Linked DNA regions of Homo sapiens: region 1 is linked to region 2. Evidence: chromatin contacts called from ENCODE Hi-C or POLR2A ChIA-PET data. All regions are on one chromosome and are shown on one strand. The core of a region is the stretch at or near the end of the contact, and the rest is flanking DNA. Distances in the headings are between cores, read along the strand shown.

Region 1 (4,495 bases), core at 1,120-3,619, 36 kb after region 2:
TGGGATGAAATGATTGTATTTTGCAGTGTAAGAAGGACATGAGATTTGAGAAGCCAGAGGTGGAATGCTGTAGTTTGTATATGTTTGTCTCCCAAAACTCATGATTTTTTTTGATAGAAACAATAAGATACTTTTATCTTCAAAGTACTTGATAAATTCACAGAAGAAAATAGTTTCTATATCCACCCATTACAGATTAAGAACAAAAGAGATTGGGAAAAGATCTGTTTAACATTTCTCTATATGATTGGGAAAATATCTAGCTTAACTTCTTTTTAAAAAATTTTTTTAAAATTTAAAATTTCTAATTTTTAAATTTTTAAATTATATTTTAAATTCTGGGGTACACGTGCAGAACGTGCAGTTTTGTTACATAGGTATACACGTGCCCTGGTGGTTTGCTGTATCCATCAACCCATCACCTACATTAGGTATTTCTGCTAATGCTGTCCCACCCCTAGCCCCCCACCCCCTGACAGGCCCTGGTGTGTGATGTTCCCCTCCCTATGTCCATATATTCTCATTGTTCAACTCCCACTTTTGAGTGAGAACATGTGGTGTTTGGTTTTCTGTTCCTGTGATAGTTTGCTGAGAATAATGGTTTCCAGCTTCATCCATGTCCCTGCAAAGGACACGAACTCATCTTTTTTATGGCTGCATAGTATTCCATGGTGGATATGTGCCACATTTTATTTATCCAGTCTATCATTAAATTCAATCTCCAATCTTAGAAGTGGAGTCTAGTGGGAAGTGTTTGGACTTGGGGACAGATCCCTCATGAATGTCTTGGTGCCATCCTCAGAGCAATGAGTGAGTTCTCACTTTGTAAGTTCCCTTGAGAGCTGGTTGTTTAAAAGAGTCTGGCACCTCCTTCCTTTCTTTCTTGCCCTTGCCATGGTGCCTCCTCTCCAGGGAACATCTCTCTCTGCACACACCAGCTTCCTTCCACTGCAGCCATGCATGGAAGCAGCCTTAGGCCCTCACTAGATGCAGATGCTGGCACCATGCTTCTTGTACAGTTTGCAGAACTATAAGCCAATAAACCTCTTTTCTTTATAAATTATCCAGCCATGTAGAGGCTTGTGCTTGTAATCATAGATACATGGGAGGCTGAGGTGGGAGGATTGCTTGAGCTCAGGAGTTCGAGACTAGCCTGGACAACATAGCAAGATCCCTCATCTCTAAAAAAAAATTAGCCAGCTGCAGTGGTGTGTGACTATAACCCCAGTTACTGGGGAGGCTGAGGCAGGAGGGTCTCTTGGGCCCAGGAGTTTGCAGCTACAGCAAGCTATGATCATGCCACCATACTCCAGTCTGGGGGACAGAATGAGATCCCGTCTCTTAAAAAAATTACCCAGCCTCAGGTATTTCTTTATAGCAACACTATATGGACCAAGACAGTGGGGGTTAAAGTGGGACTCAGGGAAAGAGTGAGGGACAGTGATTGGGTGAAACTCAATTGGGTGAAACTCAGATAAGTATTTAAAAGTGAAGTGAAGGTGAGGTTAAGGATGAAGTCAAGGTCAGAAATGGGGTGAGAGTTAGGAATGGGATAAAGGTTAGGAAAGGTGTGAGGGCCAGAAATTGTGTAAGGGTCAGGAATAAAGTGAGAGGCAGGGAAGAGTCATATTACTTATATATCAATGGCATCTTATCATTCTGCACATCAAAAGGTTCACAGCATCTACACAGTTTTGTCAAGTTATGAATCATTCTTAGTTGGGGATGGGCTTGATATGATGCATTGAGATTTGTCACCCATTTCATTCCCTTCTGTGTTCCTCTTACATCACAGTGTTTGGGAAGGCTAAAAATGAAACTCTTCAGATTCCCTTGCTATTAGGGTACTCGATGCATCTTACTTCCTCTTGAGACATTTGGAAAGCAGAAAGGGAGGAAGACCTTTATCCTTGTGGCAGTGGCAGCTGATGTGGGCATGAGTTTTTGAAGGACCCACAGTCATGATTTACAATTCAGCCACCATCTTGGAGAGGAAGGGACAGCTGTGACATTGGCAGTAAGGCTGGATGTTGTGGAAGTAGGTTCCTCATCTTGAAATTGCAGACATGGTGGTGTGACCTTGAGGTCAAAAGTCTAGCTGAGATCTCCAATTCTGCTCCTCCAGTCTTTCCAATCATTTTTTTAAAAAGCTGTAGTGTAAATAGTACATTTTAAACGGTATAATCACCCTATAACTTTTATTTCTGTTTTTTAAAAATAGTGTGCACCTATAATTATAATTAAGTTAATTTAGTGCAGACTGGGAAATATAACAAAAATTAAGCACATTCTCTGGGACTGGTATAATATTAACTCTGGAAATTTGGCACCCATCCCCACCTGCTAGAATTTGCTGGCATGGAAACACATTCCTACTCCTGGCACAGTGCCTAATGCAAAACAGGAGCTCAGTTCATGAGCACTGAACAGATAAATACCAGTAGAAGTAATAAACAGAAGTTTTATACCAAAATAATGTATAAAAATGAGCTTTAAGAAAAATAGGAGTCATGTAAGGAAGTTTGGGAGGGGTATAAAGGGAGTTTAATATTTTAATACAAAGCAACTTCCAATTATTTTTAAGCATCTAAATCTTTGTATTAAGGCCCTTCCTGTTTGAAATAACTATGGTGGTTTCCATTTTCTACAATCTTGAACGACACAGAGGACAGACAACTAATCTGAAGTAAGGAACGACAGAAAGGCTGACAAATTTACTAGGTTTTATAACTTCAATTTTTCAATGCTTGATTATCCCACAAGAGGGCTGATCCACGGCATTGCAACAGCATTGGCTACTGATTTGAAAACTCTTTGATACCTGCATGGGTAGAATATGGAGGACCCCATAAACATTGTTTCCCATTCAGGGTGGGGTGGAGGAGAAATTTGATTTTAGAATCTCTGGACCCCTAGGCTTTTTTTTTTTTTTTTCACACTGGGGGTGAGATGGGGATCTTAGAAAAGAATCACGAGATCAATTTGCACATTCCTTCATGGAAACCAGATAAATGTAGTCTGACTTTATAACAGAGCAAGGATGTCAGGGTGAGGTAGGGACTGAACAGGAAAAAAAGTTAATATTGAGTTAATGTTGATGCCCTTGTAGGTGTGAAGAGGGATTCCAGGAGAATATTTTGTTTTGTTTCTTTTTGTTGTTTCTCAATAGTTTGCTATTCATTGAAGGTGTTTTATAAATGCTAAGCCTAAAGACTCCATAACAAAAAAGCAATGGGATGATTTATACTTGACTTGAAGGAGTATCTATATTTGTTTTTAATATTTTTTAACCACATGGTTAAAAATACTAGTCCTTAGTTGCATCTCTTGCACCCTCAGCCCCATTCCCTAAGGAAAGTTCTAACTCATTTAATTTTTTGGAATGTTTGTGAATTAGGTTAGTGATCAGCTGCAGGTGACCTCATATGAACGTTAACAAGCTATACGCTATCCTATCTGTGGGTGCTTTGCCAGTGTTTATCTTCAGTTTCCCTAATGTTTGATGTCAGCAGAAATAGACATTTTCTTAGCATTCTGCTAATAGATTGTCAGTCAACCTTCCTTTATTTTGAGAGTAACAGGCACAAAATCAGGAATGGGGAAACAATTTAATACCCTCTCAATGAATTTAGCCCAAGTGGAAGTGGGAAACTTGATTTTGTTGATTTAGGGTAACACGATTTTCTCAGAATTCTGTGACACAGTTATTCCAGGATTTAAATCCCACCAGTTAATGATTATGTCCCTTCCCTATTATCTCCTTCCCTTCTTGGAAGGCTAAGCCTTCTTTGCGTGGCAGCATGGCAGAGGGATGTGCTGTGTACGGAACCTGGCCCTGGGGAGGGATGTTCCAGCTGTTCCGGCCTTCTGCCCTTGCTGGCCTCTGCTCCATAGGACTGGGTAGGCCTGGTCTTGTTCTTTACCTCCCTGCATCCCCTGCATCTTTACCTACTCTCTGGATCCCAGGGTTGTCTCAGACATACAGTCCTTGTTCAGCCATTGCCAGCATCTGCCTGTCATTCTGTGAGGCTTCTGCTGGTCTTCCAGCCCTTCCAGCTGTTTCTGCTTCTCTCCTGGGGGCATAGAACACATTCAGTGGCACCTGCATCTCACAGGTGATGGGCAGGCCTCGGCAAGGCTCCCTCATGGCCATCTGCCTGTGCACCTCCCGTGGCCATGGCTGCTCTGCTCCTCAGGTACCAGTTTGGATGGGAGAGTTCTTTCTGAGTGTGCAGTCTCTCTGAATATAACCGGGAAGCTAGGCAGTGACTCTCCTGATCTTTGGGTTTTCCCAAACCTACATGCGGTTTTAGTACGGGCTACCCCCTGACCCCAGGACTCAGAGCCAGGAAGCATCTATGCACCACTTATACCCCCTCCGGATCTCTCTGGTAAAATTTTTTATCCTCTTTTGGATACTCCTACATCTTCAGCATTATTTTCCCAATTTATTTATGGATAGACCCCTGCCTTCCAGCATTTTTCCTTAATATGT
Region 2 (4,655 bases), core at 2,090-4,589:
GCATCCCAAATTGTTGGGATTACAGGTGTGAGCCACCAAGCCTGACCCTCATAACACACTTCTTTTTTGCAACATATGTTTTTATTACTCAAGGACAACTTGGACTTCACCAATGCCCAGCTTCATGGGGTCATGTAGTGTGACTCATGGATGAACACAAAATCACTGTTAAGCCTGTGCTACAGCCCTGGGCTACTTTTGGACACCCATGAGGACACTCGGTTACGTGAAACCTGACTTGCTTCTAAAGACATGTGACACATGTTTTTTCCCTGAAAATGTTTCCCCTCCCTCTCTGCCATGCTCCCAACTTTCTGCCTTCTTGGAGCTTCTCACTGTGTGGGTAACTAGGTCTTGGGCTTAGCTGGACCTTGGGTAGTGGCCCCTCTGCCACAATCAGTGCCTGAGCCTGAGACTGAGCTTGTGGCCTCCAAAGCCTGACCTGGCTTGGAGCTCATCTGTGGTCCACATGAGCTAGAGTCAATAAGAATGTACTCTTAAAAGTGTGTTAGGAGCCGACGAGAAATAGGGCCATCCTAGCTGCTTATAATTTGGAAAAGTGTGGCCGGGCACAGTGGCTCATGCCTGTAATCCCAGCACTTTGGGAGACCAAGGCAGGAGGATCGCTTGAGCCCAGTAGGTCAAGACCAGACAGGGCAACATGATGAGACCCCGTCTCTACAGATTTTTTTTTTAAACAATTACCCTGCCATGGTAGTGGACACCTGTGGTCCCAGCTACTGGGGAGGCTGAAGTGGGAGTATCATTTATGGTTGGGAGGTCGAGGCTGCAGGGAGTCATGATTGCATCACTGCACTCCAGTCTGGGCAACAGAACAGGACTCTGTTTCAAAAAGAAAAATACTGGGTAAAGTGAAGTATGGCTGTCCCACGGCTCAGTCCTAGCAAGAAGTGAGAATTCTGAGATCCTCCAGAGAGTGGAGCAGCACCCTCCCCTCACCTCAGGCCAGTGTCTTCAGGCTTTACCAGTGACCTGTGAGCCTGGCTTCCACCCCTGAGTGCCACAGACAAGCTCCAAGCCAGGTCAGGCTTCGGAGGCCACAAGCTCAGCCTCAGGCTCAGGCACTGATTGTGGCAGAGGGGCCACTACCCAAGGTCCAGCTGGGCCCAAGACTTAGTTACCCAGACAGTGAGAAGCCCCAAGAAGGCAGAAAGTTGGGAGCATGGCAGAGAGGGAAGGGAAACATTTTCAAGGAAAAAACGTTTCGGTTGGGCGCGGCCACTCACGCCTGTAATCCCAGCACTTTGGGAGGCCGAGGCGGGTGGATCACGAGGTCAGGAAATCGAGACCATCCTGGCTAACACGGTGAAACCTCGTCTCTACTAAAAATACAAAAAAATTAGCCGGGCGTGGTGGCGGGCACCTGTAGTCCCAGCTACTTTGGAGGCTGAGGCAGGAGAATGGCGTGAACCCAGGAGGCGGAGCTTGCAGTGAGCCGAGATCGCGCCACTGCACTCCAGCCTGGGCGATAGAGCCAGACTCCGTCTCAAAAAAGAAAAAACATGTGTCACATGTACTATCCAATCCTATACTTGCTCAAACCTGCCTACTTTGCCTTATTCACTCCTTTCCAAGGAAATGACAATAATAGCTCTGGGCCGTGTTTTCTCCTTTGCTCTTGTCTTCTGAGGACCTCAGTATTTCCCTGTGTGACTCTGCCTTGCATGGCATGACCCCCTTATGTTGGAAAATGTAAATAATAACGTCTTTTTTCAAAGGCATTTGTCCCTGTATCTGTCATATTACCACACCTGATTAAAACAAATCTCAGGTACTTTTATCTCATTTTATTGTTTTATTTTATTATTTTATTTTATTTGAGACAGGGTCTCACTCTGTCACCCACACTGGGGTGTAATGTCACCATTATAGCTCACTGTAGCCTTGAACTCCTGGGCACAGGTGATCCTCCTGCCTCAGCCTCTGAGTAGCTAGAACTATAGGGACATGCCACCACACCCAGCTAATATTTTAATTTAATTTTATTTTTTGTACAGATGAGGTCTCGTTATGTTGCCCAGGCTGGTCTCAAACTCTTGGCCTCAAATGATCCTCCTGTCTTGGCCTCCCAAAGTGCTGGGATTACAGGCATGTGCCCTGGCCCTGGGTACATTTTAGAACACCCTCTTTCTCTCCTTAATCCTAAACATTCTAAAGCTGCCTGGAGTCCCAATTCCATGCCAGTCCTCAGCATGTTTGCCCTGTCCATAGTGACATCCATGCGGGGCTAGTATGCATCTGAGGTTTAAGGATTACTCCAGCCTTGAGGCTCTGTGCATTGTGTGCACAAAGTTTCTTCCATAATACAGAAAGCCCTTTAGGTATTGCGATTTGTGTTTATTTGTCTTGATTTTTAACTGTCTGCATGATTTTTTCTTGTTCAAAAGAATAAAGCAATCCATTATTTTGCTTCACCATCTTTGAATAGCTGCATGAAACCAGAGGCCTTCAGGATTTTATGCGAGGAAAATATGTCTACAGCCACTCCAATGTAAATTTTACACAGTGTGAATCTTTCCCCAAAGCCCAGTAACCAGATGTGTAAAAGATGTGTCAACCAAAGCCTCTGTTTGATATCCGTAACTCTAGCAGCTTAAAAATAACTCCCGTTGATAAATAGAAGAGTGCATGCTCACAATGAGACTATGAAACACAGGGACTCCTAAGAAAATGAGTGATTCTCTAGGAAAGGATAAATCAAACAAATAGAACCCAAGGGACTAAGAGAGTATTAAAAATTATTTTCTGCTAGGCACGGTGGGTCACTCCTGTAATCCCAACAGTTTGAGAGGCTGAGGAGGGCGAATCACCTGAGGTCAGGAGTTCGAGACCAGCTTGGCCAACATGGTGAAACCCCATCTCTACTAAAAATACAAAAATTAGCCTGGTGTGGTGGTGCACCCTTGCAGTCCCAGCTACTCGGGAGGCTGAGGCAGAAAAATCGCTTGAACCTGGGAGGTTGCAGTGAGCTAAGATTGCACCACTGTACTCCAGCCGCAGAGACAGACTCTGTCTCAAAAAACGAAAAAAAAATTTTCCTGCAATTTATTTTTAGTCGTGTTTTTTTAAAATGACTTGCTTGATAAGATGTTAAATTTAGAAGATTAAGTCACAGACTATTACAGAATAATACCTCTACACACTTCAGACTAGGAACAAAATTCCCAAAGTTCTTAATAACATAAGGTATGCTAACATAATAAGATATGTTAAAGTAAGAAATGACAGAATCACAATACCTTGGTTTTGGCTCAACTTCCTTTGTTGGCAAGGAGCCTTCACTTAACTTTCCCGGCCCTCTTTCATCTGTGAAATGAAAGGATTGGACTGGCTGAATTCTTTTAATTCTAAAATGTTAATAATATACTTGGGGTTCTTTCTATGATTACTTCAAGCCCACCTTTAGGGTTTCAAATAGAAAATCCCACTGGTTGGGACTTTTCTTTCTTTTTTTTTGGAGGTGGAGTTTCACTCTTGTTGCCCAGGCTGGAGTGCAACGGCACGATCTCAGCTCACTGCAACCTCCGCCTCCCAAGTTCAAGTGATTCTCCTGCCTCAGCCTCCTGAGTAGCTGGGATTACAGGCATGTGCCACCACCCCCGGCTTGGCCTCCCAAAGTGCCGGGATTACAGGCGTGAGCCACTGTGCCCAGCCAGGACTTTTCTTAATTTATTAGTAGTACCAAACAGTTTTTAATATATGTTAAAACAAAAGTAGGCACTTATATTTTATAACAAAAAAATGAAATAAAAGATAAATGGCAGGCTGAGGTGAGCAGATCACCTGAGGTCAGGGGTTTGAGACCAGTCTGGCCAACATGGTGAAATCCCATCTCGACTAAAAATACAAAAATTAGCTGAGTATGGTGGCGCACATCTGTAATCTCAGCTACTCGGGAGGCTGAGGCAGGAGAATTGTTTGAACCCGGGAGGCAGAGGTTGCAGTGAGCAGAGATCATGCCTTTGCGCTCCAGTGTGGGCAACAGAGTGAGACTGTCTCATTAAAAAAAAAAAAGATAAATGGTTAAAATGAAAAACCTGGACAATGACTTTTCAAAACAAAGAAGGTAGAGAGTATTCAGCAAGGTTATGGAGTCAGGGAGCCCCCCCTGTTTTGTGGTGGTCTTCAATATGGGAGCGGCAGTTTAATCCTAGTTCTGATTGAATCCAAATTTTTTGTTTTGCCTGTGGAATAAGTACTTCCTAGGAATGTGAACTTTAGAGTTAAGTAAGTGGGTTAAAGTCCCAGCCCTGCTACCTACTACCTGTGTGCCTGCAGATAAATTATTAAATGTTTTTCAAAGATTCAGTTTAATTATCTCTAAAATGGAGCTGATAATGCTTGCTTCAGAGAGTTATTATGATGAGATAATGCATGCACAGTATTTAACAGTTCCTTGTACTTAGCAAGTAAGAGCTCAAGAAGTAGTAGTTAATCTTATTATGCTATATTGCCTTCTTGGATCTCAATTCTGTACCCTTGTGATCTTGTAGGAGCAGGAAAACTAAGAGAAAAGTAAAGTATGATTTAAAAATAATATAAATAAACTTGGGGAAGGGGGAAACAGAGTGTCTAGCATAAGATAAAGATGATGTGTTTTGCAGGTGTAGAAAGCAGATCGCAATGGAGATTAC

What was found. A loop is a pair of places that touch in the nucleus more often than their neighbours do. ChIA-PET counts read pairs that join two places held with the same protein, here RNA polymerase II (POLR2A). Pooled maps may share reads with other maps.
Region 1: a map of aorta shows a loop between it and region 2 (2.8-fold over the local background). The contact joins the enhancer-like site here to the promoter of LINC02061 in region 2. A Hi-C loop is called at or near these places in 6 of 168 maps with a recorded cell type or tissue (Caco-2, Calu3, aorta and 2 more) and 4 of 50 pooled maps. POLR2A ChIA-PET finds 5 or more read pairs at or near these places in 1 of 52 experiments (H1).

The regions. Positions count from the first base shown.
Region 1 is chr5:32,685,287-32,689,781 of GRCh38, forward strand. No RefSeq gene overlaps it. Among named protein-coding and RNA genes, the nearest start is that of NPR3, 24 kb to the right of the region's middle. Within about 2 kb of position 2,370, at least 3 of the 41 ENCODE cell types and tissues checked have a DNase peak (open chromatin) inside an H3K27ac peak, as active enhancers do; they include ascending aorta, where a contact is called at or near this core.
Region 2 is chr5:32,648,684-32,653,338 of GRCh38, forward strand. It overlaps LINC02061 (long intergenic non-protein coding RNA 2061), which reads right to left and starts at 3,340. Exons shown (of 2, transcript NR_187557.1): 1 at 3,261-3,340.